Linked DNA regions of Homo sapiens: region 2 is linked to region 1. Evidence: read pairs that join two places in POLR2A ChIA-PET (ENCODE). Cell type or tissue: GM12878. All regions are shown on one strand. Links, peaks and the distances in the headings refer to the core of each region. The heading gives the core; the rest is flanking DNA. Region 1 overlaps RTN4 (reticulon 4). Region 2 overlaps EML6 (EMAP like 6).

Region 1 (15,784 bases), core at 51-8,050:
ACCATCACACTTCTCATTTTTGTAAGACATTGAAAATGGGCACTAATACATCCGTAAATCCCATGTAATAGAGTGAGTGCTCTATTCTGAAGTCAGCAGTTAGTTAGGAAATTACCTGATGCCGTTCATAAATAACAGGAACACTGAAGAGTGAAATGAGAGCTGAAAAGGGAAATATACAACTTTTCAAAAAGAACGGAATGATTTGGGAGGAATAAACACTCAAAAAACTATTAAACTGGCAACTCAAGATAACCAAGCAGTGTTCCTAATGAATGAATAAAAACATAAGGATCTCTGGATGCATCTGCTGTTGAGGAGCCACTCCAGAGGAATGAATGAACTGTGTGAGGCTGCAGTTATTAGAGCTAGGAACCATTTCTAGCTTCAAATCATATCACAGTGAGATTTCATAAAATAAAGGTATCCCTGGTTAGATTTATGACTGCACCATCATATAAAGCCACCCTTTATCTGGTTTATCACTGTTTGTTAGTAGGAGCTGTCTTCAGCAACTAAGGTAGCATTTCAATAAACCGGGAAGCAGTATCACCAACTTATTTAAAGAGAATACAACCTCAAACTTATTTTGAGATGGAGTTTCACTCTTGTTGCCCAACCTGGAGTGCAATGGCACGATCTCCGCTCACTGCAACCTCTGCCTCTTGGGCTCAAGTGATTCTCCTGCCTCAGCCTCCGGAGTAGCTGGGATTACAGGCGTGCGCCACCACGCCCAGCTAATTTTTTCTATTTTTAGTAGAAATGGGGTTTCACCATGTTAGCCAGGCTGGTCTCGAACTCCTGGCCCCAGGTGATCCGCCCACCTTGGCCTCCCAAAGTGCTGGGATTACAGGCATGAGCTACCGCGCCCGGCCCACATTTTCATCCCCTACTTTTCATACAATGAGAATATTCTCCACTAAAATGTCTAAGCTCCTGGCACACAATCTTTCCAGCAATTTTTCATCCCAATGGCTTTGTAGACTTACCCAAAATCAGTAGTGTCAGACCATTAAACAAGGCACCAACATAGGTAAATACCCACATCAACACTGCAAACTATAAGAAAATAACATTAGCCCATTATAAACAAAATTCAAGTAAAGTTTCTTAATTATGCTTTCAAAAGCATCCCATCTAAATGCCTACCTACAAAAGGCATACAACTTGAAGACTGGGTAAAGTACCATGAGCAGTTCACTATTAAGTCACGAGTCTCAATTATGAATTTCAAAATCCTAAAATAATTAATAGATTTGACCCATTTTCTCTGGACTACACTACCAAGTAGTTGATTCTGCTGAGATCAGACAATATACCAAGGGTGCATCTTACCCCTCCAGCCCTAACAACATTTACCTTTTAAATGGGAAGACTATAAAGGTGTTATGAGAATTGTCTATTAGAATTGATTTCAAAGTATGAACTAGTTGAGTGCTTGAAGATATATGAGCTGAATAATTCAGACATTAATATCTCAGCTGATAAGCAATAATTGGGCAAAGAGTACTTATCAGGGAAATTACGTTTCAGGTACCAAAAATATCACCTCTAGCCTTTGAAGGATCAGGCACAAAGTCAGTCTGAATTTTGTTAAACATTGGTCATCATCAGTTCCTTTGCTTTCTAATTCAAGGCCTTCATGTGTATGTCTGGCAATCACTTTGACCTACTTAGTAGGTAACAAACATGATGCCACCAGCTACAGTGATTATTTAGGCTTATGTAACACTATAAATGAAAAGGGGAGTAGTAGAGCACCCCCATTATCTAAAGCGGGGATCAGCAAACTTTCTCTGTGAAGAGCCAGACAGTAGAATTTTAGGTTTTATGGGCCACATAGGGTTTGTGTCTCATATTATTCTGTGTCGTTGTCATAACCCTTTAAAAATGTACACCACCCACTCTTAGCTCCCACACTATACAAAAACAGGCCGTGGCCCAAACAAGCAGTGGTTTGCTAACCCTTGATCTAAAGCATATATCTTTCTCCATGTATTAAACGAACTCTGACTGAATGCTTACTGACCATTAATTAAGCAGTCAAACATTAGTAAGCATATTTATTACAGCTTAGGAAGACACTTTGGATGACTCTACCAAGCAACAGTTCTACAAATAGCAACACTCTGGTCACCCTAACTGAATTTAACTAATGTTCAAGTCAGTAAATATCAGGCATTCTTAATATCTGTCAATTGAAAAAAAATTTTTTTAAGCTGCCGTATTCTTAGCAATTGCTATTGGAACCCCTGGTAGAAAGGTTTGAAGGATGACTTCAGTTAGTAAGGCTTTTCTCTCACAGTTTTATAGACTCCTATTGCTGAAGCTAAATATAACTTTTGCACTTGAGCAAGTTTACTATAGAGTAAGAGAGTTATTTTTATCCATCACTATCCACAAGTCTAAAGGGAAAAGTGTTGACCTTCCATATTTTAGAAGAAATTACTCTAGCAACGAAGATGCCCTTAACATGACAGAAGATAGTAACAAACACAAGCTAAAATAACTCCTCATTTGGTCATTACAGTCACTGACAAGGCTTCACTCCAAGTCCACAGGGGAAAAGCCCAAGACTTCACACCTGAGCCACTGTAGGGGCTCAAATGTCACTTGCCTCTTTGAGAACACTTCCTAAAAGCCAGGCTATCCCAAGACAAAGAGAAGAACACAGGGAGGTCTCAAATGTCCTTAGGGCCAGGCAGGTGACATACATGTATGTGAGAGGCTGGGAGAGAACTGAGGCACACAGTGATATGCATTCTTCCTCTCAAAGGGGCACTTACAACCCTGCTCCATACGCTGTGGCCATGCAAATATTCCAGGCCAGTGTTGCCAGAAATGTACACTTTTGTGTGCTATCATATAATTTTTAAATGTTGCAGCTATGTTGAGAAAACTGAATACTTCGGCGGCCCAAAACAGAAATAGTGGTTAAGTGTATTCAGGGAACACACCACCAGGAGAGAAAGGGGTGGCAGCAAGAACTAACCTAGAGAGTAACCATTATTAATGGGAATCCACCACAAATGATGGATTTGTAACATGGCAGGAATAAGGTCAATAAACACTTTAAAGAAGCAAACAGGCTGCTCTCATTTTGGACTTAACAAATTCTACACGATTCCATGGCAAATACTTTGCAACATTATAGCCAATACTTATTAACTGAAGAGGTCAAAGCTTATCTCTCCATTGCACAGTATCGAGACTGGAGGAAGGAGGCCTAAAATGTAATGAAGATCTAACAAATACTTACTGAAAAGGGGCAAGGGCCACATCTGGTTTATCTTTCTTCCAGGGCAATAAGAGAATTAAATTCACTGTGTATAACACACCTGATTAAAGAGCTCTGCAGATTTGTGATGTTTCAATTTGGGGGAAGGGGTATCTTTAAGGCAAACGGTGGGAGAGTGCTTAGTAAGATCTCAGAAATTACTCTGGCAGTTCTGACCATTTCAAAACTTTCCTGCACTCTCAAACTCTAAACTCTACTTGCCCTTCTGTGTCTCCTTCAGATTCATTCATTAGTTGGTAGTTTGGACTCTCTCTATATCCCCAGCCCACTTCCTTCTAATTTTTCTGAGAGCTCAAGAAACCTGAAAGGAAGCTGTCAAAATGTGAATGTTAACAGCTGCCTATGAGCCTGAGAGCTAGATTTTAGTGTTCTTCTGGGTCAGCTATTTCTGGAGCTCAGGCCGTTTTTTTTTTTTTCTTCCTCTCACTTTCAGATTTAAGATTGTGTTCTGGAACATTATAGTTGCGCCTCAATTACAGAAAAGTAAGAACCTCTGCTGAAAATACCTGGTCTTAGTCCCTAAAAAAGTAAAATTATTAGACAGCTTTTTGGGATTTGAGGTTTCAAAAGACAGGAACCTGCTAAGAAGGCTCAGTCAGACTCAATTAGCCCAAAAGCTGAGCCCAGTAGGCATTGTCATATGCTTTTCTTTCATAATTGCGGGTGGGAAGCGAGGGGAGGGAGGATTTATAGTTTAATGCCACAACTTTTTAAAACAGTGATTTTTGCCATACTATTTGACTAGGAAAATGATCGTTGCTCACTCTATAAATACTTGAAATCTTTTCTAGGACTTAGAAGTTTGTAGTTAATTGCAAAGGAGCAAAACAAACGGAATATTACACAAGAATTTAAAAGGAGAACTCTGCAGAACATGTCTTATTTTTATTCGCCCAAGTCAACCACCAGGAAACTTGGACCAGGCACACGGATACCCATCATTTCACACCGGTGTTTATAAAAGGACTAATGAGCCCTGGAGTTTGGTTATTTTTTTGATCACATTTTGAAAGGCCAGGCTCCTCCTTCACTGCCCCCGCCAAAAGGCAATAAGCAAGGAAAAGGTTTCACATGCTAGCAAGAGCGGCTCTAAAATTTCAATTTCTGAGGAAGATGGTTTCACATGGAAATAGTCATAATTGTAGGCTGGGCATGGTGGCTCACACCTGTAATCCCAGCACTCTGGGAGGCCAAGGCAGGCAGATCACCTGAGGTCAGGAGTTCGAGACCAGTCTGGCCAACTTGGCAAAACCCCATCTCTTCTAAAAATACAAAAATTAGCTGGGCGTGGTGGCGGACACCTGTAGTCCCAGCTACTTGGGAGGCTGAAGCAGGAGAATCACTTGAACCTGGAAGGCAAAGGTTGCAGTGAGCCTAAGATCGCACCACCGCCCTCCAGCCTGGGTGACACAGCGAGACTCTATCTCCAAAAAAAAAAAAAAAAAAAAAAGAGCTAGTGATAATTGTGACCCAGAATCTAAAAATGTAGATATAAATTTGAGGGCACACAACAGATTTTGCATTTATGAAGACAATGAGTTATAGAGATACTTCTTTCAAATTGTTGTTTAAAAACTATTATTTTGTAAACACAGAGCTTGATAAAAATGTCTTTTCTAAATGACAAAAATTTAGAAATGAGAGTAATTTCTACTACATTTTCCTGAAATTAAGATGGTTTCCATTTTCCTAGCTATGAATCATATAAAATCAATGTAATTCCAATAAAAAGCTACTTCCTATAAATTTTAAAAAACTCATTGTTATTTAAATAAGAAAAAACATTCATCTCAACTGGAGAGACTGGAGCTATTAGCAAACTTCCCATAAATTTAAAATCTGACTGTAAGGCATTAAAATAAATCCGTTTAAACAAGGTAAATACATTTTTCCTTATGTTGAAAAAGTAAAAAAAGAATGGGAATTGGAAAAACATTTTTTGCTTGCTTTAGGGTGACAGAATATAACTTTCCCTACCAGTTTTTGTGGCTAAAAGGCAAAAAGTAATACAGTCCACTATTAAGGAACTTAAGATTAAGATTTTAATAATTTTTTTTTTTTTTTTAAACAGACAGGGTCTCACTCTGTTGCCGTGGCTGGAATGCAGTGGTATGATTATGGCTCACTGCATCCTCCACCTCCTGGGCTCAAGAATCCTCTTGCCTCAGCCTCCCAAGTAGCTGGGACTACAGGCATGGGCGACCATGGCTGGCTGATTTTTCAGTTTTTTTTTTTTTATAGAAACAGTCTCACAATGTTGCCTAGGCTGGTCTCAAACTCCTGGCCTCAAGCAATCCTTCCGCCTTGGCCTCCCAAAGTGCTGGGATTACAGGCGTGAGCTACTGTGCATGGCCAGGAAAACCTTCTTCTTTTTAAAATGCTCTCTATATAAACAAAAACTGTGGTGGATAAGTGTGGCCATACACAGAAGTCTCTCTAGAAAGGTAATCCTATCAAGCGTTTTTATAAAAAAGCAAAGTGATTTTTATCAGCTTCCTTTTTTCAATAAAAGCTGTTTTAAGGAAGTATTCAGTATTTCTGTATATTCAATGGAAACAAACACATGGAATCTGTACTACTCATATACAATGACATTAGGAAAGGGTTTAGCTAAATTCTTGTGTGGCAAAATCACAAGGTTTATCGTTTATCAAGGAAGACCTTTCATGTACATTATCAGAGTGTGCACCTGAATTACCAAGGGCTTTACCTTTCATGGGGAGAAAAGGACAGATTCCCTGCCTTATTCATTTGCCTCTAGATTTTGAGATCTAAATGCCAGGTTCACTTTAAGTGCTAACATGATGAGGCAACTGTTACTTATTTGCAGTCCTAAATGAATTGCCAGCTGGGGAAGTCACCAAGCAGGTTTCCTTGAGCTCTGGGCTTGCCAAAAACACAACTCAGGGAAACCAATCAAGTACGTTTTTCTTCTCTTCTCTTTTTAAAAGGATTGCTAATCCTTAAGGATAAATTATAATTTTAATGAAAGTCCTTTTTTTCAATACTAAGAAACAACAAGTGTTCCAGAAAGGAAATCTGTCTCATCATGTGTTACTTTCTGTTACTTTCAAATTAGCAGTCACTCAATGCAAGAACTTATCAAGTTCGATTTCTCTCATTTATGCTAGCTTCCTCATGAATAACATAATTGCTTTTACAAAAAAATGTAGTTTTCAAAAGAAATTAAAATATAAGATTTAACAAAGAAATTATTTCTCAAAACTTTTTTTAAAAAGTCCTCATATTCGATTCTCAAATACGTGTGCAAAACAGAGATTTAAAATGTTTCTTAAGATCTCATCAGCCCCTTTCTAACATTTTCTCTCTCCTCTTGCCCCGTATCTACACAATGGACTGTGTATGGATGAAAATTTTCTCTGAAAGAATAAATAAGTTTTCTTTTGATTAAAGACAAGTGGAAACTTTATACTCAAACTCAGAAAACTAGAGCATAATGAATCATTCCCAGATCAATTTTAAAAATAGATTTATTCAAGAATGACATTTCTCTCAAGAAAAATGTTAAATTGTAGACATATAGCTGCCTTCACTGCTATACTGTGCAAACATCGAGGATGACTTTTGGTGTATCTCTGTTGCCGTGTTTATTGAATCTATAAAAACAACAAGCATCTCTCCTCTCCCCTAAGCTCACCAGGCTTTTCTTTGAAGTCACCTCTCTCCCCCACCAATCTTTGACTACTAAATTCAGAGATGGTCCTTTGCTGTTTGAAGCTCTGAATTACTACTTACAGACAGTATTTCTTCTCAGTCAATTCCTACCCACAAACCATCCATCTTAAGCGGCATCAGTACCTCCTCCTCAATCACTTTTCACACATGTTCTACCCTAGAAGTCAGCTACGTATAGAAGGTAATAATACATGAATAGGAACTGGTTTCCTCTAGGCTGTATGTACAAGGTTCTATTTCATTTGCTCCAAAATATTTTTAGTTGATCTCTTTTGAAACTTATTAACCAAGCATGCCAAACAACATAACCGTAATCTTTTTATTTACAGACTAACATCAGATCATTTTAAAACACCACTACAGATTTAGTCACTAAATGCAACCACTCTATACGAAAGAGGTAAGTAATAAAAGGAAACTACATTATTTACCCTTGATGTTATTAGGAAGTAACTTAAGTTCCAAGTCATAAATAAAAATAAGAGATGCGGCTGGGCGCAGTGGCTCATACCTGTAAGCCCAGAGACGCAAACAGCTGAAAATAACGTATCAACTACTAGGTTATAAAGGCTAAAATGTTTTTGTTTTTTTTTTTTAAAAAGCACTTTAAGCACTTAAACCTATTCTGACCAGTTCAGAAATTGTTTTTCTGAGTCTAAAGGCCCAGTCACCTTATTACTACTATATCCTTGGCATGTGTGATAAATATAAACTAGAACATTTCTCTTGGAAATGAAAAATGAAAAATTATGAGAATTACCACCACTACATTTCTGCCCAGGCTTAGATTGGAAACAAGTCTGCCTGTTTTCTGCAGAGTCACAGGAAAGAGCATATACAACACAAATGACAAGTTCTATGAAAAAGAAAAGCACTACAGGTCCAGTGCTTCAGGCTTAAATTACACAACTGTGGTTTAGTGCCTGTTTCGTCAGTCAGAACTTTGGGAGAGTTTATTTGCAAGGTGAGACTCTTAACAGCTGCTTATGTAGCGAGATCCAAAAACTAAAGAAAAACTTCCAATGATTACCAGTTGAAGATTAGTTGAAGTGTTTCAGAATATTAAATCTTATCTAGAATAAGAAAGAGTCCAAGATATGAAATAGCTTTCATGTACATAAGTGCTAGACTGTAAAGCAAAGTCAGAATGAATAAATCTGATAATGCATTAGACGATCTTTATGCTTATAGTCAAAATTCCGATTAATTTCCTTTCCTTTTAATCTTTATGATTTCCGAAAGTATTACTATATATATATATAATTTTTTTTTGAGACAGAGTTTCACTCTTGTTGCCCAGGCTGGAATGCAATGGCGTGACCTCAGCTCACCGAAACCTCTGCCTCCCGGGTTCAAGCGATTCTCCTGTGCCTCAGCTTCCTGAGTAGCTGGGATTACAGGCATGCACCACCACGCCTGGCTAATTTTGTATTTTTAGTAGAGACGGGGTTTCTCCATGTTGGCCAGGCTAGTCTCAAACTCCTGACCTCAGGTAATCCACCCGCCTCGGCCTCCCAAAGTGCTAGGATTACAGGTGTGAGCCACCACACCCGGCCCACAAGTATGATTTATAACTTATTCTCCTTTAAAAAGGAATACAGGACTCTCTGTATTAAGTATGACCAGAAAAAAAAAGGGAATAGCACTTCTTCATCCTTATTTGATTGGATTCTGAATTTTAAAACACAAGTTTACAGCCATGTGATTTAATTAATATTTATCATTTACTTGAATATAGAAGAACAGAATTTTACACTCAACTCTCTTGATACTAAATTCTGGGTATATCAAAAATGAAAGGCAAAATAAACTTACCTTCAGAGAATCAACTAAATCATCAACTAAGAAGAGGCGCCTGAGTTCCTTTATCGTGCAGTTCACATGACCAAGAGCAGAATTACTGTACTTCTGAACCAACTCCTCAGATATAGCAACTTCAGATTCCAGATATGCCCTAGAAAACAAAACACATCATAATTGTCACTAATTGGAGTGATTTTCCCCTAAATGTCAATCAGAAATTATATATCTGTAAGAAATTAAGAAAATATTCTACTATAAAAGCCAACTGTTTCCAAATTAGGGGCAATATAAAAACTCAGCAGTAAGGGGTATTTCCTTGATATGCACTGTCTGCTGACTAGCACAGAAAAAGCATACACTTTGAAGCCAGACTGATCTGGGCTTGAATCTGATGCTCTGCCACTTACCTGGCTAGGTAATTTTGCAAAGTTATTTATTCTTCCCTCTAAACTTAGTTTCCTCATTTATAAAGTGGAGATTATCATGAGAATTCAGTGAGAAAAGTGCCTAATGCAACTGAGCACAAGGATGCACTCAGTAAATGGTAGTTATGACTATGGTTGTTTTTTTTTTTTTCTTAAAGTTGACACTATGTTGTCTCATCACGTTTTCCTAACAAAGATCTTTTTCATTTCCAAATCCTAAACTCTCTCAGACTAACCTTTAGGGGAAATTGTTCAATATGTCAAGCACCAGATTGTAAAGTGGCTGCCAAAAGCACAGTAGCAATCCTAGCAAAACATAAGAGTTACATCATCTAGATGTTTTAATCCATACCGAGATGGCTAAAATTGTTAAATTTAAAAGTATTGTATTGGTAATAAATAAATAAATAAATAAATAAATAAATAAAAATACTATACTGGGGAAAAAGTCAAGTCCACAGGAATGTAAGAAACAGTTTCATTACTGTTTCAAAGAAGCCATTTTATCTTGGCAGGGTACAACCAACTCAGAAGTGCTGAGTGTTCCCTCGTATCTGTTGGAAGTAGTCCTCATAACCTCCCTATGTCTCAGGATGCCAGTTTCTTACAGTGGAAATAACATCTTAGACAACTCCTTGTCCCATAGTTTTACCTCTGCAACATGCCCCAAATATGTCTCCTGGTTTTTATTCACAGTGCCATCACTCTATTTTAAGCACTTACTATTTACGAGCTGGAATATTCTATCACTCTCCAAACCAATCTCTGATCTGCCTGCATCCAAATCCATTCCGTCAGCCAATGCCAGAATAACCTTATGTGAGCTATCTTAGATAGTGCTGTCTAGGCTGAACTCAAGCAAGAGTTAGAAGACCTGCCACTACCTAGCTATACAACATTGCAAAAGGCATTTAACTTCTCTGGGTAAGTGCTCCAACTCTGTAAATTTGAGAAACAGACTTTCCTCAGTTCCTTCAGGCTCAAACATTCTGTGATTCTATGACTCCAACTTTTCAACCAGGGACATCCTCCTAAATCTTTCCAACCTTACTTCCAACTACTCTTTATGTTGCAGCCAGAAATGAGTCATTCACTAAGTATTTTTTAACCTTAATGTAGCCCTTATTAATCATATGGTTTTCCCAATCTGCAATGCTCTCTTACCTCTGGTGATACCTTATTTAGCCAGTTAGCCCCATCTCAAATCTCACCCATACATAGAGCCTTATCTGCCAATCTCTTTCATAAAACCCTGATGTTCTCTCTCACTCCTGTATAATTCTAACAATGCTTTCTTTTGTGTTAGTCTTATAGTATTTACTAGATTCAGCTCTGAAATATAGACACATGTATACTTGTATATTTTTCCTACTAGAGTATAAGCTGTTATGGACCAGGAATGTATCTTTACTAATACATGGTCTAACACACTGTTAGACAATTATTAACAAAAAACTGAATTATTAATATCAAGTTAAAAATACTCAAATACTCGCACTGATATTTAAACCAGCAATTATTTGTTTACCCAAATTTGAGAAATATAGGAAAGTGGCTGATATAACCCTGGTTGGTATTCTGCTTCTTTGTACCACTGTTACTTGTTCTTGCTGAAGACAAGATGCCTAAGCAGAAGCCATAAAGACAGTACTCCCCATCAATGACATCCTGTAGATATTTACACTAATTCAACTGACATTTATGTGATATTAATACAATGCCAGCACTGTTCATCACTCAGTAACCACAGGTATTAGATACAAACCACATAATATCACCTCTACTAGTATGATTAAGGGGTACTAGGAAAAACTGTCCAACAAGCTTAAACTGGTATGTTGGCTGAATTTACTTTATAATGACTATAAAAGGACTTTAAGAATATAAAGTGTTTCTAGCCAGGCACAGTGGTGCATGCCTGTAGTCCCAGCTACTTGGGACATTGAGGCAGGAGGATTGCTTGAGTCCAGGAGTTCGAGACTAGCCTGGGCGACACAGTGAGACCCATCTCTTTGAAGAAAGTTTAAAAAATGAATAAAGTTGTTTCTAAGAAGGAAATAAATCACTAATATTTTCCAAAAACCTCAAAAATCAAATGATGTGTAAAATTGGAACGGTAGAAAATTTAGAAGTTTTGGCTTGACAATATTTTTACATATTTCAGCATAACTAATTAAAAATCATACTTCTTTATGATTTGTGGCTTGATAATAATATGACTCGGCCTTTTTTTTTTTTTTTTTTTTTTTTTTGAAAGAGTCTCGTTCTATTGCTTAGGCTGGAGTATAGTGGCATGATCACAGCTCACTGCAGCCTTGAACTCCTGGGTTCTAGCAATTTTCTTAGCTCAGCTGCCTGAATAGCTGGGACTACTGGCATGCATCACCACACCTGGCTAATTTTTAATTTTTTGTAGAGATGGGAGTCTCACTATGTTGCCCAGGGTGGTCTCCAACTCCTGGCTTCAAGCAATCCTCCTGCCTCAGGATCCCAAAGCACTAGTATTACAGGCATGAGCCAACACGTTTGGCTGGCTCTGCCATTTTCAAACTACAATTTCAAGTTACTGAATTCCAACTTTTTCCCCATCACCCCATAAAATGGAGTGATACCACCTATCTCACAGAATTATCACAAATTTAAAATAAACTTATTAAAATATGTACATAAAAGGTTAGACACATAGGAGCTATTCAATAAATGTTGGTCTCTCCCCCTAAACTTGTATAACATCATTACTTCATCACAAAGAGAAAGCCAGAGAAAAATCACCAGTCTTTACAATAAACAAAATAATTCAGTAGGTCTCCTCTTTCAAAGTCTGTAAATCCATTTAAGTTTACCCATTAATATCAACTGGATCATGTTGTAGGTAGGTACATAGTCATATGCCCAAACAGATATTACCTTGCCACAAATAGTTTTTTCCTTTGTTTCCCCTACTTTCAAGCTAACAAGTTAGAAATAGTTTTTAAATTATCTCAATCTATTTGAAGAAAAATGATCTCCTTATGCAAAACAATTAACATTTCAAAGGCTTAGTTAATGCAGTAGGAACTGAATTTTCGGATCATTTGGGGTCAGGGTTAGGAAATTCTCCAAAGAGCTGGGTCTTGAACCAAACTAAGAACCAAATAAAAAGTATGACTGAGGCAGCTAAGGAAGGCAGCATGAACATGGGTACAAAACTCTGGAAGGGGTAAATGAGAGACAAGACAAAGACATATGGACTTCATCCTACAGTCTATAGAGGGCCGGTGCATTTTCTTTTGTTTTTTTTCTCTTTAGAAAAAAAGTGGTACTTCTAGAAAAATTAATCGGACATCATCTGTAAGAACTGAAGTAATCCGAGGTAACTACAAGTCAATGTAGTAACAAATGGAGTCCAATTAGGGGTCAGCAAACTTTCTGTAAAGGGCCAGATAGTTAAGCATTTTAGGCTTTCACGTCCATATGGTCTCTCTTAAAACTACTGAATTCTGCTATTACAGTACGAAACCAGCTACATGAATGAGCATGGCTGTGTTCCAACAAACTATTTACAAAAGCAGGCAGCAGACTGCATTTGGCCATGGCCTTGCTTTACAGGCCCCTGGTTAGACTGAGGAAGCAGTGGAAAAGAACAAAATTTTGTGATTTTCCTAACAATATTTAGTGATTTTCTTTATATGAGATGAAAACAAAGATAACATCAAAACAGGAGCCTGAAAACTAGCATGGTAGTGGTGTTATGGATAGAAATTAACAAGTTTGAGGGGAAAAGTTCATTTAAAAACGTGGTGAATTAGTCGTTGTCGGGCGTTGGTTGGGGAGTTGAACTGTTAATAAGTAGGAAGTTTCTTTTTGTGCGATGAAAATAGTGATGGTTGTAGAATTCTGTGAATATACTAAAAACCAATGAGTTTTATGGTATATGAATTATATGTCAATTAAAAAAGAGGGGGAAAAACACGCAGAGTATGAGGTGAGGGCAGAAGACTCAAGCTGAGGTTGTGTCTCCATAGCAACTATATAATGCTATAGTATACTTGTGAAAACAAGGGTAGAAGATGATAGTTGAGAGACAAGGAGATGCTGAAATAAAGCTCTCCAAAAAATAATTAAAAAGTAAAGCCTTAAGAAACGAGAAGAAACTAGATAAAGAAAATACATAAAGAAAAGCATAACAGAAAACATCAGCATACTAGAAAGATACGAAATATCAGAAAGCACGTTATCAGACAGCATAAAAAGCAATAAAGAATATCCTCATCAAACCTACCCATGTTAAAAAGATACAACACTCATTCAAGTAAGATAACCAATGCTTAACTCTAATAAATATTCCTAACAAGTAGCAGAGTTAGTTTAATGATACATAAACAGTCTCCTCCATCATGAGCCTTTAAAACGACTTTTAGAAAATCTCAAAAGCAGATGTTTTTGGTATAGCTCAAGCAAATAACTGCAATTATCTTTAACAAAAAAATGCATGCTTGTAACTCTATAGACAGTAGATGAAGTCTTAATACCAATCCTGTTTACACTATTGCCAATGCATGCCTTGTTTTCCAGACATCTCACCTGAATGGGTGGCCTTCATCTGATTTCTGGATAGCTTGGATCACACCCTTGTATATCCTAAAGCTGATGGTCACAGAGAGCAGGGCCAAGGCAATGTAGGCTGTTACGCTCACAATGCTGAATACTGTCAATGAAAGCAGCAGGAATAGGCTGGCACCAAACACCACTCCAGTCTTCTTAATGTCTCTCCAGTACAGGAGGTCAACAACTAAAAATTGAAAAAGAAATCTGAAATTAGAATGTTATTTTATCAATTTGGATTTGCTCCATCTATGAAAACAAAAACGCTACTACATAAAGTAAAATCAAACCTAAAAATTTAAAGAAACACTAAGTTAAAGAAACACTAACTTTATAACCCACATTTTAAACCCACTCTTAGTTGTATATTAGTATAACACCTTTATTTTTGACCACGAAATGTTTTTTATTCAAATTTATTTCTGCATAACCAAATCATTCTAGCCATACACAATGATTAAATGTCTCCAAAGCCTAGAAGACTTCTAATCCAAAACAAGGAGTTACTTAAAATAATCTTGGGGGCTGGGTGCGGTGGTTCATGCCTGTAATCCCAGCACTGTGGGAGGCTGAGGCAGGTGGATCACCTGAGGTCAGGCATTCCACACCAGCCTGGCCAACACGGCAAAACTCCGTCTCTACTGAAAATACAAAAATTAGTGAGGCATGGTGGCGCATGCCTGTAATTCCAGCTACTCGGGAGGCTGAGGCAAGAGAATCGCTTGAACCCGGGAGGCAGAGGTTGCAGTGAGCCGAGACTGCACCTCTGCACTCCAGAATGGGCGACAGAGCAGGACTCTGTCTCCAAAAAAATCATCTTGGGGTTTTTCATCTCATACAATGCATGCTATATATTCAAATAATTCAATAAATATATTCCAATAACAGAAAAAATATTAACACACTAAAATGAGATACTTCAGTGATACCAAAATATATTTATATGCAGAAAATAAATTTAAAAAGGCCGAGATACAAAAACTACACATATGAATGAGCTTTTTTTCTTATTTGATTTTTTTGTGCTAGTAATAACTCTGCTCTTAAGATCTGTCTTTTAGAAACAAAATTGTAACTTAACCTGGCTATCATTAAAAGAAGAATTTCCTACAAAGAAAAAGACAAAACAAACAGCCTTTCGATTACCTGAAAAGCTACTTCCTTCTAAGAGTTGATAGATATAATGCCATAAAAATTTAGGGGTCAAAGAAAAAAGAAAAGTAAATGTGTTACACATTTACATAATGTTTATTAATAGTAAGGAGTCAGACAAAGCCCAATTTAGCATGTCTGCTCTTGGACATGGCCACAGGGCCACTGAGGGGATCAAGTAAGCATAGCCTGATGTCTCAAAATCGGGTTATGCTCAATGCAAGGAGAACCCCGAAGTGTGCCAAAGTGCTCTTGAATTCATAGGCTGATGTAATTAATCTCTCTCTGAACTGTGAACAATTGGGAGAAAAAAATTTATAGTAAATATGGATATACTCTTTCTAAGAAGAGGTGACATCAAAGAAAAATCACAGTTTTAGGGCTGCTTTGGTTTTGATCCCCAAGGTCCCCTAAGATGTATGTAACTTTCCTTTGCTCTTAAGGGTACTTCTGTAGGGAAAACTATGTATGTGAACTGCACAATGTTGGATATTAGTACAAAGCCCTTAACTGCTGCTAGTATATCATGAGTACTGTTTAGGATATTTTAAATGCCCATCACTGTGTCCAGTACATAGCAGGGATTCAAACACTTATTTCAGTTGCCTAAATGGTCTGGCTTGAATGCTATTAATTTAACATTCTATATATGATTTCGAAGTTTGTTTTCAAACTCTGATTTCAACTATTTATTCAAATATTCCCAAACTTGTTTGTTACAGCCCCTGCCTAAAACATCTAAAGGCGCTTAGTGCTATTCCACTAGTTTCTACTATTGTACTAGCACAACTGAGGACTGACAAGAACTTGAAATGGCCTATCTATA
Region 2 (16,339 bases), core at 3,712-11,711, 170 kb before region 1:
CTTTGCTAGAAATTATTTAAAAGGAAAGTGAATGTGAAAATGTCCAGCAAACTGGTTGGTACACTTTATAAAGAGATTTGGGGTTTCGGCCAGGTGTGGTGGCTCACGCCTGTAATCTGAGCAATTTGAGAGGCTTGAGGCAGGTGGATCATGAGGTCAGGAGATTGAGACCATCCTGGCCAACATGGTGAAACCCCGTCTCTACTAAAATTACAAAAATTAGCTGGGTGTGGTGGCACACGCCTGTAATCCCAGCTACTCGGGAGGCTGAGGCAGAAGAATCGCTTGAACCCAGGAGGTAGAGGTTGCAGTGAGCCGAGATCACACTACTGCACTCCAGCCTGACATGCCATGCAACCATTTGATTTCTTATTTTGTTTGCTCTGGAGGAGTTGGATTGAATGAGGTCCCTTAAAGGGTCAAATAGCTCAGATGTAGATGTTAAAGGTATCCCCCACTGTTCCATCAGATTGGAAGGTGATCCTCAAATGACGCTTGAATTCAGGAATAAACTTTAGCCACACACACGTACATACACACATATAAATATATGTATATATATTTTGGGGTACCTATTTTCAATATAAGGACTCTTAAGCATCAAACATATCCTAAAATAATCGGTCTTCAGAGACCCCTCCCACACAGATGCTTTTATTTTTCCCAAAACAAGCATGAATTGACTTAGAGGCTGGCTCAAAGATATAACGGCACCCTCCAGCATGGTGAATGCACTCAAGAGGGCATTGTCCCTTACCACAGCTTCCATTCCTTGCACCTGGCTCCAACCCCTAGGACATCAGATACTTGGATGGGTAGATGGATGAACCACCATTCTGGATAGTAATTTTCGTGGTTCCCAAGCAGCTTTTTTACTCTCAGTGGATGAAAACCAATACGGGGGAAGAGAAGGGAGGCAGAGGTGTTACTTACCTCTGTATAATAGACATGTAGGATCCTCAACTCCAGCCCAGGTAGACTCTTATTGGGGATTAAATTTGATCTAACATGTGACGTCTCTGGAACAGGAGCTGGTAAATGGCAGACTCCAATTTCATTAGGGGTCAAGGAGCTAGAATAAAGTTACCCTTCATGTTATCTGTTTCCTTGAATTTTCTTAGCCCTGGACATTAAATTCTGTTCTTTAAAAGTCGCTCATTGAGGCCGGGTGCAGTGGCTCACCTCTGTAATCCCAGCATTTTGGGAGGCTGAGGCGGGCTGATCATGAGGTCAGGAGATTGAGACCATCCTGGCTAATACAGTGAAACCCCGTCTCTACTAAAAATACAAAAAATCAGCCGGGCATGGTGGTGGGCGCCTGTAGTCCCAGATCCTCGGGAGGCTGGGGCAGGAGAGTGAATCCGGGAGGTGGAGCTTGCAGTGAGCCGAGATCTCACCACTGCATTCCAGCCTGGGCTACAGAGCGAGACTCTGTCTCAAAAGAAAAAAAAAAAAAAAGGTTTCTCATTGGAATTGAAAATTTCTTCCTATGACGTGTCTGAGAATATGAAGTAATGAAAAGTGGGCTGGGTCAGCCTTGGCCTGAAGTGATGCTTACATGAATTAACCATCTCTGGAGGGATACTCGTGTCAAAGTAGGAGTTTATTCATGCTTGACTCTCCAGTGTGATGTCTGGGATTGCTTGCGCCAGCTCTGAGGAGGGCGTGCTTGTCTTTCTTTGTGAAATAATAGAATATGGATGAATCCGTTTCCCCATGAAACCATTTCTGTTGAACTAAAATACAAAGGAAAATCGGTGACCTTGAATTAGGCTTGTTTGCAGTGTTATTAGCTTTCAAAGGCCCTTTCATTTCCATTTAATGATTTTCTTCTGAACAAACTATTGTAAGAACCTAATGCAATTTTTCAAAACCAACATCACAAACGTGGTTATTATTTTGTAGCTAATTTGGTTAGAAAACTATGAGGCCCTATGTATTAAAACGTCATGCCATCACTTCTCAGAATGGCACTTTTAAAAACTGGATTTTAGTCTTCTGGATAACGATTTCTTGAACTACTGTTATCAAGAATAAGTGGTATTTTTCATGATCTTTCTTGTCTGGAGAGTTCGTGACAGGAATTTTGTGCATGAAGGATGCCTGTGTTGTTGAATGTGTTCTTGCATCCATCTTGCTCTTACTCAGATGTCTGAAGCTATACATGTCAACTTACTCATTCAACATGTATTTATAAAAGTGTCCATTATAGGCTAGGCACGGTGCTGTTCTGGGGGTCATCAATGGAAAAAACAGACTATAAAATCCCTGCCCTCCTGTAGCTAACATTCTTTTAAAATACTGATGGCAGAATTTTAAAACACTGATGGCAGAATTGGAAAGAATGCCCCCGATACAAGCAAGAATGAAATACAGTTTTTATTTTCTGCATCTAAAAATCACAATAAGTAACTTACCTCGTACTTCTAAGAGTTTGAATTTTTTTAACTTGGTAATAATTTTAGTAGGCAGGGTGCAGTGACTCACGCCTCTAAGCCCAGCACTTTGGGAGGCTGAGGCGGGCAGATCGCTTGAGCCCAGGAGTTTGAGACAAGCCTGGTCAACATGGTCAAACCCCATCTCTACAAAAAAATAAAAAAATTAGCCAGACATAGTGGCATGTGCCTATGGTCCCAGCTACTCGAGAGGCTGAGATGGGAGGATCACTGAGCCCTGGGAAGGTCGAGGCTGTCATCATGCCACTGCACTTCAGCCTGGGCAACAGAGTGAGACCCTGTCTCATACTACTACTACTACTACTACTACTACTACTACTACTACTACTACTACTGCTACTACTACTACTACCAATAATAATAATAATTTAGTTGCTCTGATAAAAGGCCATGTTACTTTACTTATGGCTACTATTTGAGTGCCCACTGTGTCTCACACCCTGTGCTGAGCGTTCCCATTTACCCCATTTGGCAGATGAAAACTACAGCATGTTCTCAACTCAGTAGAGAGACACACTCTTACACATGGAATCTTAAAAAGGTTTTAATTAGTCACTTACACCAAGTTCTGTGATAGTTCCACAGTGACTGAATCCAAACTGCGCAGAATTGAGAGTAGTGGGCAAGAGTCAACGATGGGTTTCCAGTTCTGGGAACTTGGGAGACTGGGGTGAAACAGGTCCCCTCTTTCCTGCCCACTTACTCCTCCAAACACCAACTTGCTGGATGAAATATTACATATGATCCTCATTGAAAGAGAAAAAACTTGGAAAGAGAACAGAAGGGAGAGGAAAAAGATGAAACTGAAGGGGAAGGGAGTTGTTCTTAACCACAAGAGCAAAACAAAAGCCAGAGCTCCGTGTGAGCTGCCATAGTGTGGTGTCTGTAGTTTCTGTATGGCCAGGAAGTGCCCTTGGAAGCAAGTTTCATGAACATAAATGATCAAAGCCAACTAAACTGGTCAATTAGTCAAACTTGGCTTCCTTAGAAAAGAATAGGACCTCAATTTAGCCCTATTTGTCAGCTAGAGGAGTCAATGCAATTGAGGGGTAAGGGGTTGACAGTGGTAATAAATCATTGGGCTTTTTTCTCGGCTGTATCTTTGCCTCATACCTTCGTCAAGCCACCCTAGACCCTCCTCTAGCAGCTCCAAGCCCCTTTTGTTTGTTGTCACTTCTATTTAAGCCTTTGCCTTAGGTACCAATTAGTGAAGTGATTATCTTAAAGTTGCCATTGTCAATGCTTTGGAGAACGCCTTGCATTTTGACCAAGCTGGTGAGGGAATTGTTAAGTTAAAGATGAACTCTGCATGATTAAGGTATCAAAACGGCTTGAAGACTGCCATTTTAATGCACCTTTCACAAGGCTGTGCAACTCTATACTTAAATAAGTGGCCAGTTTTGTTTTTAAGTGACGAGCCACATGGAGAAAATACTTCCAGGATTTCAGTTTTGAAACAATTGAAATTCTCCTCCTCTTAGAGTGTTAGCTCCTGTGTGTGTGAAATACAGCTGGTCACCTCTCCCTGTGGTGCTGACTCTCCACTCACGGACCGGGCACCATCTGAGATGTTTGACAGAACATTCTGAGGAAATGGAAATGATGAAATCACATTGAATTCAACAGTAGAATGATAGGCCATTTAATGCAGCCTTAATCTTGTGGCTCAGTTGGTGTGGTGTAATATTAGGCTTGCATTCTACCTTCCAAATCCCTTGATAGTATAAACTAGCAAATTAAGACTTACCCTGAAAATGACTGTGTGCTACACTACAAGAAAGGTAGAATGCTCCAGGAGCAGTACAGATAGAGGTAGTAACATTTTGCCATCTGGCAAAGCCACTAGACCAGATGGATTCATTAATGACTTCTCTAAAGTATTTAATCAGACATTACTGAAACACATGACTGGCATATTTAATTATCCTAAATTAACAGGACTTCTGCCAGATACAACCCTCAATGCTTGAGTCATACTCCTTGCTTAAAGAGAGGAGGAAAAAAGGATGACTAGCTCCAGAAAGCTGGATTTCACATAGACCTCTCTCATTAGTGAAACTTCTCATTAGCAAATTGTTGTGTTACAGTCTTAGGCAGTATTTCTTCTTTTTCAAAGAATGCACTGTAAGACTAGCCATGCTGATCAAATTCTTTTATCAGTAGCAATTATACTGGTGAGAACCTCTGCGAGTTGATAAATGTGACATAGCCATCAGACAACCCTGCCCACTTCCTGCCTGTGGAAGACTTCTAAACCAACAGATGCCTTCTTGTGTCAGTTAATCAATTTATATTTCTCCAGGATCACTTTTGTTTTAATCTTTGTATTTGTATCAGAACAATGGAGACACAAAATAACAGAAAGCATTATAATGTAAATTTGCCCCTGCTCTAGTCTTTCCTATCTGCAATCTACTTTTCAAAGGAACACTTCTAATTTTCAGGACTGTTCTCTCTGGTGGTTACTTCCACATCTCAAAACAGTATGGTTAATGGCTATTTCTTATTTTCTTTAGACATGTTGACTTCCTTTTAACATACATGAGGATGTAGCTTAGGTATACCATTCTTACATCACTTTTCTTCTCCTCCCTGAGGGTTATTTTATTTTTTATTCCCTTAACGTTTACCTTTGTAGCTTTAGGTTATATTTTCATACCTTTTTATTTTTGGGATTGTCAACTAGAAACAGTATGTCTTGGCTCCTAACATATGTTGAAGGTATTAGTGACTTGAGTATTCCACTGAATGCTCCAGAGTTCTTTCACTCAATGTAATATTTTTGAGATTCATCCATGCTGTGGATGTCACTAGTTCCATTTCTGTTTATGGCTGAGAACAATTCCATTGCATGAATAGATGATAATCTATCCATTCACTTGTTGTACGTGTGACCTATTTCCGATTTCTGGCTCTTTTAAATCTGTGAAGACTTGTATGCAAGTCTTTGTTTAGACATTTCCTTTTGGTTTCCCTTGGATAAATTCTGAAGAGTGGAATTGCTAGATCATAATGGTACGCATATGTTTATAAGCAACTGCCAAAAGACTTTTCAAAGTGATTTATCATTTTACATTTCCTATTAGCAATATATATGCATTCCAGTTGCCCTGTGTCTTTAGCAACACTTGGTATTATCAGTCTTTTTAATTTTAGTTGTCCTTAACATTGTTCAAGTCTTCCAGCATATTTTAAATTAAGTTGTGTTCTTATTAAATTATAAGCATTTTTATATATTCTGGGTAGAACTTTGGTGATTTTGTTGTTTTTTTCTTTTCATTCTCCTAGTCTGTGTTTTGCATTTTCATTTTCCTAATAGTGTCTATCAAAGACCAGAAGTTTTTATTTTTAAAGTCCAATTTCTCCTTTGTGTAATGGTTCATGCTTGTTTGTTCTCTAAGAGACCATTATCTTTCAGAGGTCACAAAGATTTTCTTATATTTTTTTCTATCAATTACTTGGTTTAGCTCTTATACTTTTTGAGTTTTTTTGCATATGGTAAAAGGGAAGAGTAAGGTTCACTTTTTTCCATATGGATACCTAGTTGTTCCAGCACTGTCTGTTGAAAAACAATCCTTTCCCCTGATGAGTTATCTTAACACTTTTGCTGGAAATGAGTTGATCATATAAATGTGGGTCTCTCTATGGATTCAATTCTATACCATTGATTTGTATGTCTATCCTTATAGCAATATTCTGTCTTAATTCCTTTTAATAAAGACTTTAAGCAGAACTTCTACTTTTGTTAACATTTTTTCTGACATATACATGTATGTATATACATATATATGTGTGTATGTATATATACATGTATGTATATATGTCTATATTTTAGATCTTTTCTCCTTAGGGAGGCATCTTCAGATAACTGATCTTGTCCATTCCAAATGGTTTTTACCAGTTTAAATCACAGAGAATAGTCTTATTTTTAAATTCAAGGAGAGTTCACCATAGCTCTCTATGTACATGAGTTGCTCGGACTTAGAATGTCTGTTCCTGGCCGGGCGCGGTGGCTCACACTTGTAATCCCAGCATTTTGGGAGGCTGAGGTCGGTGGATCACCTGAGGTCAGATATTCGAGACCAGCCTGGCCAACAGGGCGAAACCCTGTCTCTACTAAAAATATAGAAAATAGCTGGGCGTGGTAGCACGTGCCTGTAATCCCAACTACTCGGGATGCTGAGGCAGGAGAATCGCTTGAACCTGGGAGGCGGAGGTTGCAGTGAGCTGAGATCACGCCCTTGCACTCCAGCCTGGGCAACAAGAGTGACTCCGTCTCCAAAAAAAAAAAAAAAAAAAAAAAAAAAAAAAAGAATGTCCGTTTCTGGGGGTGAGGGGTAGGTTTCATGTGGGTCTATCACATGGTGGTTAATTAATAACAATACCACCTATATAGTGCTAGGTTTTAAGTGCTACTGTTTTAATCACTGCTTTAGGATTTATTAAGTACTCATAGTACCTACTTTCTTTGAGGTAGGTACTGTTGTTATTCCCATTCTTATGGATGAGAAACTGGGGCACAGAGAGGTTGAGTAATTTGCTGAAGGTGATATATGAGAAACTGTTCTTTGCCAGTAAGTAGAGGAGACAGGTTTCAGTGATGCACTTGTCACGGAACAAACAGCTCTCCAGGAGAAAAAAAACTATGCATACGCATTAATAAACTTATACACTTTACTGACATAAATAATATATAATGCACAACTTACAAATAATAAAGTGTCATACTTTTTATTCCACATGGCCAATCAATTCTGATAGAATGCTTTTATTGATTTTTTTTTTCCTCTTTTTCTAAACTCCTATATCTGTGGTCAGTCTATGGTTGCAGTTTAAGCATGACTTGACAAAATCAAATGAGGAATAAATTCTTGATTACCATCTGGTTCAGCAAAGAAGTTGTTCACATCATTGGCAAATGATTAAAGTTCCAATATGTATATGTTTTACATTTTCCTTATTAATGTAAATAAAGCTATCAGCCAACATTTGTGTTGGAACTACACTTGTTGGTCAGTGATGTGAGAGAATATTGAGGACGTTTTCTCAATTTTATATATTCACAATGTAACAGCTACAGAGTGACACGCTTTTATGTTTATTCTGCATTATCAACATTTTATCCTATCTCTTAAGTCTAGACAATCAACAAAACAATAAATTAAGCCCTGATTTGTAGCACTTAGTGATTTCCATGATGTAAATATACCCACTATGGCTGACTTCAAGCCACCAATGTGACATCATTGAAAATGGAGTTGGGAAGAGGTGTGGAGTAACACACCATCTATGGTATTTCTACCATATGGATAGGATAGCAATAAATAACCTCACAACTATAGACAACAGTGAAATGTAGTAAAATAATTACCAAGTGACGAGCTTTCAGTATGTATTACCTTTGCTTTTAATATAATTTATGTAATTGTAAATCAATATAATACCTAACAGTGGCTGTGATTAACTGGTTTACAAAGTTGCTAAAACTTAATCAGTTTTTGGTGGCCAGTCTAAGCTGGCTCCAATCATGCCACTGTATGGCTGTATTTTTAACCATTCTTTTATACGAAGGTATTGCTGGAATATAGTTTCATACCAGTAAGTATAGCATACAGTTATGGCAAGGTATTAAGTTTATTTTACTAAATCACATTCTCATTAGATGCACCACTCATCAAGCTTGTTAAAGTCCAGTTTTAGGGACCCCCCCTGCTTAACTATGGATTATACGGGTTCTGTGGGGTTCACACAATTCAGGAAAATGGCAATGAATTTTGCTGTTTTGTCCATGTTGCTGTCATTCCTGTTTGTGCTGCCCAAGCCCACCAGGAAGGCAGGGCCCTCTCTGTGGTGTCAAGATCACAGTTGTGGTGGGGTACTGAAGTGCTAAGCGCATCTCTTGGGACCAGGACTGGAACACAGCCATCCCCATCTGAGGTTCCACTACCTCCAGGCCACTGTTCAAATCAGGCCTGCCTTTGCCTTTTCTGCCTTGCAGATGAACATCCACTGAGGTTGGGTCACTCCCCCTTCAATCCCCAAAGCAGCAACCTCCCCTTCTGTCGTCAGACAATGCAACCTAATTTTGATGTGCCTCTGCCTCTGACATGGAAAAGCTGCTCTCAAGGTTATCTTCAGGGCAGGGAGGGAGAAGGCTTTCATGCTTTCCTGGTGAGACTTTTTTTTTTTCCAAAAACAAAACAAAAACAAAAAAAACTAAACATATAAATTATTACTGAGAGAATCACTGAAGCAGCCTGGGCAAAAATGAAATGAGGCTTAAGAATTGTGAACATTTTTTAAATGCTGCACTTGGAACAAGTGCTCATAAAATTTTTTGCCTCAAGGAATCAAGAATGATTAATATTGATGAGTGTTTTGTTGTTGTTGTTAAACTTCATAAGCAAGGCTGTTTCCTTCCATGACCCTTTTGATTCTCATCTTTTCTTTTTCACAAGATGTTTGGAAATCTTCGTGATCTTATCTGACATCAGGAAGACATGCTTTTCCCTCCTGGCATGCTAGAGAAACAAATCAATTTCTTCTCCCAGATAGGTTGATGAAAGTCCTTCTCTGCAGTGCTTTCTATTGCTATGGTAACAGAAGATGGGATTTCCCAACAGAACTAGGTTTATATATTAAAAAACAGTTCTTTCAAAACTTGATCCTTTTTTTGTTGCCATATATAAAATACAATAAATGGAATAAACTGAGTACCAAAGGAAAAACAGTCACACCAAAACTTTTTATGTAGGTGTGGAATGAGACTTTCATTGTCTTGAGACTCGCAATGAAAGGGAGTCAACTGTAAAAGTTTTAATATTGTGACAGTGCTGTCGTAGCTAAAATAACTTGCAAAAGTTGCAAGTCTTCTTAGAAAAGCAAAGAATTAAATATATGGACTCTCAATAGGCAGATAGACTTAAAATAGAGATAAGTAGTGTCCATACTTCCAGTCATAACATGGTAAAGAAGATGACAAGAAGCCCAAGGTAGAATAAGCATTTTGTGTGATGGTGGCACTCTCCGCTTCTGTGACTTGCGCTATGGGAGGACACAATAGTTGGCCATTTCTCATGAGATCTTATCAAAAGCCCAGGGATTCAGGGGACAGGGTTCTTTGCATCACAGTCCCTCAATTATATGCAAAGACCTGACCTTTTAATCTGCTGGTTGACTAACAGCATGGCTGGAGGGTGACTTCTGAGGCTCAGAGCACTCAGAAAGGAGCAGAGAGCAATTGTGAGGTAGGTAGAAAAGGATGGACTTGGTTTCATTTGGGGAAAATTCAAACATAATACTTCCCTGTCATTTAAAATGCTTCTGAACTAAAATTCCAAAGATGTGTGGAATTTTATTTATTAAATAAATACTTATTAAATAAATCTGTAACTCCACCATTATTGATACCTTCTATTCTCTTGCAAATCTAGTGAGTAAAGTTCGTGAGCTTTTCTCCTTTTTTGAGGCTTAACGTGCTTTTGAAATGACATGACAAATTTAAAATAGAAGTAAATGCCATTTGGCTGTGCCCTGGATGAGACATGGATGCCATTTGGCTGTGCCCTGGATGATACATGTCACTGCTGAAAGGGGTGGAGTTTCTGGGAAGCCTGATGGGAAAGGTAACAAATAGTAAAGTGAATAAAGGTGGTTCTCTGTTCTTGCTATTCTTGACATGGACATAGATAAATGGTAACATTATGAGTCACTCTAAGCAATCATGTTACATCAAGCCAGAGAGGTGATGTCACAGACTCTGGCTCATGAAAGGAGAAAAAGCTCATTTTCTTAATGTACCCAAATGGCAAAGGAGGACTGGAGAAAGGGCTGTAAAGAGATGATTTAACAAACAGTGTGAAGGAACTTCTGGCAAGAAAAAAAAATTGCAATGTGAACTTTTTAGTAAATGTGGTAAATTTATGGGCTTCAATATGAATGAGAAGAACAATAACCAGCATAAAAATACTTTAAATCCAAAATGTGAGGTGTTTTGGGGTAGCACTGCTTATTGAGTAACTAAGGCTCGTAAGTTATTTGAAGACTTGTTGAAATCTGTTTATTCCATTCCCCCCAACCCCGTCATTCAAAGAACTGCAATAAATCAGGAATTATGGAATTAGAACAACTGCTCGGAGCAGTGATTTATTATTTGCTTCTGGATGCTTCAGAATCTCAAGAATCTAACAAGTATCTCAAGGATTTTAAAATAGAAGCTGTGATCACAGCAAAATAGTATAATTTATATCTCTTGAAAGTGTTTCTGGCCTTCCAGGGGAAATATGCTCATTCTTCATTTTCTAGTCCCTGGGTAGAACCTCTTGCCTATTGCAGGGGGAGAGGCAATATGGCAGCCAAGATGGTTGGCAGCATTCACTCCCTCTTCAAGTATTTTGTTAATGCCTACTCTGCTGTATGATGTTCCAGGAACTGTTTAGAGTGATGGAAGACAGCCCCTGCCCTCACGGAGCATACAATCTAGTCAATCCTCTTCTTCCTAGCCTTTAGGACTCCAGATGTGATGCTAACCTGAGCAGTCTCCTTGGTTTCCCCACTAAAAATTGGATAGTTAGGCCATCTTTTCCCAGGATCAGGCTCATAGGCTTCAAACTTTACTGTAGCCAGGCTCTGTGAGTTACAAACCTTGTTGCCCGCACAAAATCTTCTGTCAACTTTAATGTGCCCAAGCTTGTCCTTGAGTCTCAAACATACTAAGCATTTCCCCCTCTGTTCTCACCCCCAGTAGCTCTTGACTCTTCTTTATCCCCTCTACCCATGTCTTCCCTCCCTGTCTCTCCCTGGTCCCTAACTGACCACCTTGCCTCTCCTAACACCCCTCACAGATCTGTCCTTACCCCTGCATTTCATCACTGCTAGGATTACCTTCCTAAATTATGGAACTGTTTATGCTGTGTCCTGCTGAAAATAGTCAGTGGTACCCTAATTTCCTGGCCTGGCTAAGGCAGCTTTCAAGAGCTGCCCCTGCCTGCCTGACCCATCTCATTTTCTGCCATTCTCTGTAAGACTGAAACTGTGGAGGACATTGTCTTTTCACGTGAATCCCCTTTGCACCTTGTCTTTCATATGAACTCGTGTCTTCCCTAATGTCCTGGGCAGCTGGTCACTCCATCCTCCATCTTTCTCCATCCTCCATCTTTCTGTGTTACTGTGTATGTATATTGACATATCGTGATTATTTCTTTACATGTCTCTTTCCTCTGAAAGTGGGCTCCTTCAAAGATAGCAGTGTGATTTCTGTTTATATGTCTATGGTACTGTCCCTGACATATCATAGGTCCACAAGGGCCTGTTGAATAAGTGAATGAGCTAAAATATACTGGTTTATCAACAGGGTTTTCAAACTGCTTCCATCCACTCAGCTTAATGAGCAAACATGGCATGCCATAATCTTGCAGTTTTCTGGGACATCTAGGTACTTTGAAATACCAGGTGTGTCTCAACAAAATTGAGATTGGGAGGGTCCTTTCTTATTGATAATCTCTCACCAACTGAATGCTGAAGTGTTCTACAACCTTAAAAAGTTAAAAGCTTATAGCATTCACCTGTTGTGAAAAGCAACCCTTCTATATGGGCTATCTTTTTGTATTACTTGCTTATGAAGATTCCTGAAGATATATTTTCCAGCAAGCACTTTTCAGATGTCCAACATGGATTTAAAGTACATATGTTGTTTTTGGAAGCCATATTATATTCACACAGGCATGTTTATGTTGGTTATAGATATATAATGCTGATTACACAAAAGACAAAATTTGTATTCAGTGTTCGCTCTGTACCGGGCACTCTGCTAAGTACTCTAGATTGACTATATCATCTATTTTCTGTATTATCTGTATTTTTAGATGAGGAAACTGAGGCAAAAGATGAAGTAATTTGTCCAAAGAACCAGAGATACTAAGGGCAGCCAACATGCAAATCCAGTGTCTGATATCAGAACATATACTCTCATTAACACCATGCCAAACACTGAAAAAAAAAAAAAGTCTACTTCCATTTACTGTGTTAAGCAGATACTGAAAATTGGAATGGGAAAATTTGTATTTGTTGATTGTATAAGCAGAAGTTTACACAATGAGCTAGTTTGCTATATAGGTAATGTGCTCTTGATTCCCAACGTCTGTTTTTTAGAAAGACACAACGCCTATACACAATGAATTTAAAACATTAGGGTGATTTTTTTTTTTTAATCTAGGAAAAATACTTCTCAACGGCTACTGACTCCTTAAAATACCAGTTGGTATTTGACGAAGTTTCATTTTTATCGAACTACAGAGAAAAATTGCTATACAAACCACAATTGTAATTTGTAGTTCTTTGGTGTCACAGTGATCTATGTAAAATGGAAACTTTAACTTAAAATTTGTAATCTATAGCAACAGACACAGAAACAGCACATGACTCTGGGACCCATTCATGCTTTGAAATCCTAATGAGGATAGTATCTAGTGCTTCTGCAAGTATGTTTAATTCCAAGAAGAGAACCTTCCCCTAGTAACAACATTTAAAAAAAAATTAAAGTCAAAAGCTAACTTGAAAACAAGTAATATTTTGAATATCAATAATTAAATTTCACAACATAAAGCAATTATAAAACTATACAGACGATTTTAAATTGAATAATTACAATCACAACAGCACCTAATTTTCAAGGTAACCAATGGGTAAGACCAAATGAGATTGTCAGACTGTGCTAAGCCTCTCTGCTAAAGTGAACATTTCAATTAGTCAAATCAAGTAATTAATTACTTTGGGGACAGTTCAGACTCTTTCTCTTGAGATCACCTTGTTAGATAATTTAAATGAGAAACAGATTTGGATAAAAGGTGATCAGTGTTTTCTTCAGTTGGAAGATGTGAAAAGAAACCTTTTCTCTTTCAGCCTTGCCTTACACCCAGACAAAACTCTCGTTGCAACTGGCCAAGTCGGGAAGGAGCCATATATATGCATATGGGATTCCTATAATGTCCAGACTGTGTCTCTTCTTAAAGATGTCCATACACATGGAGTTGCCTGCCTGGCTTTTGACTCAGATGGACAGGTGTGTATCTTTTTTTAGTTGTTTTATTTAATGACTTCTCACAACTCACTTAAAACTATAATAGGAATAGCCAGTAGATTCAAAGTCCATCAACCCTTGCTGGTTCTTCTGGCACAGCCTCCTAGAATTTTTCACCTGTTTTTTCCCCTTTAAAGCTATGGCACTAACACCAAACTCTGGACAGGCCTTGGTTTTTGTTCCCCTAGTCCCACCATCTGGTTAAAAAGCATCCATAAAAGAAGTCATGAATTCATGGTGATCAGGTTCACCATAGCCCAGTAATTCTACTTTGTTGTCTGTTGTTAGCTTCCTATTTGGAGTAAGGGCTAGACCAAGCCTTATTCATAGACGTCAAGCCCTGAGCATGTCTGTAGTACCTCTTGCTTTCAAAAGATGACATCACCTCCTAATAATCCACTGAGAAGATTATCCTTGACTCTTTACCCCTTGATGTCACTTTTAGCTGCTTCTACCTGTCCTCTCCCAATTCAGTCTATCATCAATTCCTGGGTATTCATGTTTCTTTACAGTAACTGACATCCTCTCCTTTCCATTCTTCCTGCCACTGTCCTTTAAGTGCTAATAAGTCAGTGTCATGTCTGACTTAGTTGAATCTCTTAGTCTCCTCACAGGCAATTTCTTGCTAATGCATTTCATCAACTGAAAACGGTGTGAAAGCATTGTTTAAAACCAATAAGAGCTTGGAGTACTCAATGAATAAAGTCCACACTTTGTAGGTGGGCATTCTATTTTAGCCAACTTTTCTAGACTTTTATCCGTTGTGCCCTCATAGTCGAATTGGACAAATCTGCAAGACTCCTATAGCAGACCTTGCATGTTTGTACCTCTGGGCCCTGCCTCAGTCTGTCCTGTCCACCTGAAGTGTCCTGCTCACCCTTTTGCCCATTGAAGTGATTCAGTCTCCAAAGGTTTTCACAAAGCCTTGCCAATCCCTCCCAACAACATTTTCTCTTCTTCCTTTGACTTACAGCAACACTGGGCAGAAAAGATAGGTTGATACGTTCTAGAAAAGAAAGTAAAAACGGAGGGGTCATTCCTGGCTCCGGCTGCATTCATCTCCTCCCTAAGGCGGGGCCTCTTCTCCTCATCTCCCCAACCGCCTCCGTTTCCTGTGCCACCCTTCCTCTGTCTCTCTCACCCTGCGTGTTTCTGCCTGTTAATTCCTTCAATCTAATTTTTGACAAGTTTCAGAGTTAATTCTGTAAGTTGGTGCCATGCAAAGATCTGTGAAATTATTCATAGAGGCTTAACTGAAAGTCTGTGGGAAATTCAGTGGATTATAGGAGTTGACCTGGGTTGAGTCACTTTTGAAAAACAATTAGCATTTACTTGCTGTTTTCTGCTATTTTAAGAGAGCATCGATCACTAGTCATTTTTCTTTCTAGAACTAGATTTATTACATATGTAGACCCCTGGAATATATGTTCTTTATTTTACTCCTTTGTAATCTCATCCAGTTAGTCAGTTTAATGCATGCATTCCCTTTTATGGCTACATAAAGAGATAATAGCTGGATGCTAGTATTTGTTCAGGCTTGCAGTTATATTGACTTCCTGAATAAACTGAAGTGAATCAGAATCCATACACATGTACAAGTATAAATGTATGCTTATGTCTGTACTGGTATGCACCTTCTCTAATCGGATTTTGTTATTCAAGCAAGCATTCTTTATCAATTTGTTCTGAAGTGTCACAAGAAAATGTAATGCAGCAGAGGAAAATCCAGCTTTAAAAATCCAGCTTTAACTTCATTTTTGTCCATGTTAATTTATGTTAGAATCCTAGCTATTCTCCTTTAGGTTTCATTTTGAAGGATGGTGGGTGGGGGTGGATTGCATGGTACTTAACTGTCAGGTGAGAGAAATAACCTCTTGTATGTTAGCCATGGTGGATTTCCTGGCTTGTTGATGGCTATTTCTTCAGGTCCTCCTTACTCCCTGGACAGAGTTCACTGGAATCGAATGATATTTAGAAATGACAAATGGTCCATCACCTCACAATAGACAAAAGGCAATAAAAATGCTTTTCAGGTAGCTATGGGAACTGTCACTACAGATGAACAAAATAGGTTTCTTTCAGCTTTTTCTCCATCAGGAAATGTGGGTTTTACTTCAGTGCCCCTATTTGTGTTCACTGCTTTTTTTCTCTTGAATAAGCTGAATGGAATTCACCCATTCAGATTTTCTTATGAATAAAAATACAACCACATCTTGTTTCCATTGCTGAAACCCTCAGTTAAAAAATTATAGCAAAGAAATTTCTTAAGGACACATTAAAAAACCCTCAACGATGTGTGTTATATTAAAAATTCCTAATGGAAGCCATCTTTAGTGAAGAAAGCTGAAGAATCCCTGCATAACAGCACATGTATACATTTAACCATATGTGGCTGTCTGTTTCATCCACACTGTGAGTGTGCATATACACAGACACACTCTCGAATGTACTCAGTACTCACACACTCTTACACTTGGGGAATACCATATTTTTAAAACCCCTTTAATTTACATACTTCACTTGACCCATACAACAATCCAATAATGCAGAAGGAATGATTATTTTTTATACCCATTGTACAAATGAGAAAAGTGAGATTTAAGGAGGTTAATTTTGCAAGGTGTTATGTCTGGCTACTTAAAAGCAAAAAGAAAAGCCAAATCTACTTATAGTTCAGATTTCTTACATAATACTTTCTCCTTATAAGTGATATCCTGCAAGAAACTCTGATTTTGGTATGACTGTTGCCTGTTTTTCACACTTTTGGTTTTGTATATAATCATGTGGGTTGCATTTTATTCTTACT

What was found. Peaks named below come from ENCODE experiments on the same cell type or tissue, not always from the same donor. Only the 100,000 strongest peaks of a DNase experiment are listed, where the experiment ranks them.
Region 2: POLR2A ChIA-PET joins it to region 1 with 11 read pairs; 3 of 35 experiments call an interaction of 5 or more read pairs at or near these places.

The regions. Positions count from the first base shown.
Region 1 is chr2:54,973,706-54,989,489 of GRCh38, forward strand. RTN4 (reticulon 4) reads right to left here. Exons shown (of 9, transcript NM_020532.5): 4 at 13,786-13,993; 5 at 8,810-8,948; 6 at 990-1,059; 7 at 116-162. Among named protein-coding and RNA genes, the nearest start is that of RTN4, 69 kb to the right of the region's middle. RefSeq lists a silencer at 757-958. In GM12878, for the core only: no CTCF peak of the experiment used is centred there; a DNase peak (open chromatin) is centred at 3,636; H3K4me3 peaks cover 1,289 bases; H3K27ac peaks cover 2,881 bases.
Region 2 is chr2:54,799,877-54,816,215 of GRCh38, forward strand. EML6 (EMAP like 6) reads left to right here. Exons shown (of 42, transcript NM_001039753.4): 3 at 13,356-13,515. Among named protein-coding and RNA genes, the nearest start is that of EML6-AS1, 57 kb to the left of the region's middle. In GM12878, for the core only: no CTCF peak of the experiment used is centred there; no DNase peak of the experiment used is centred there.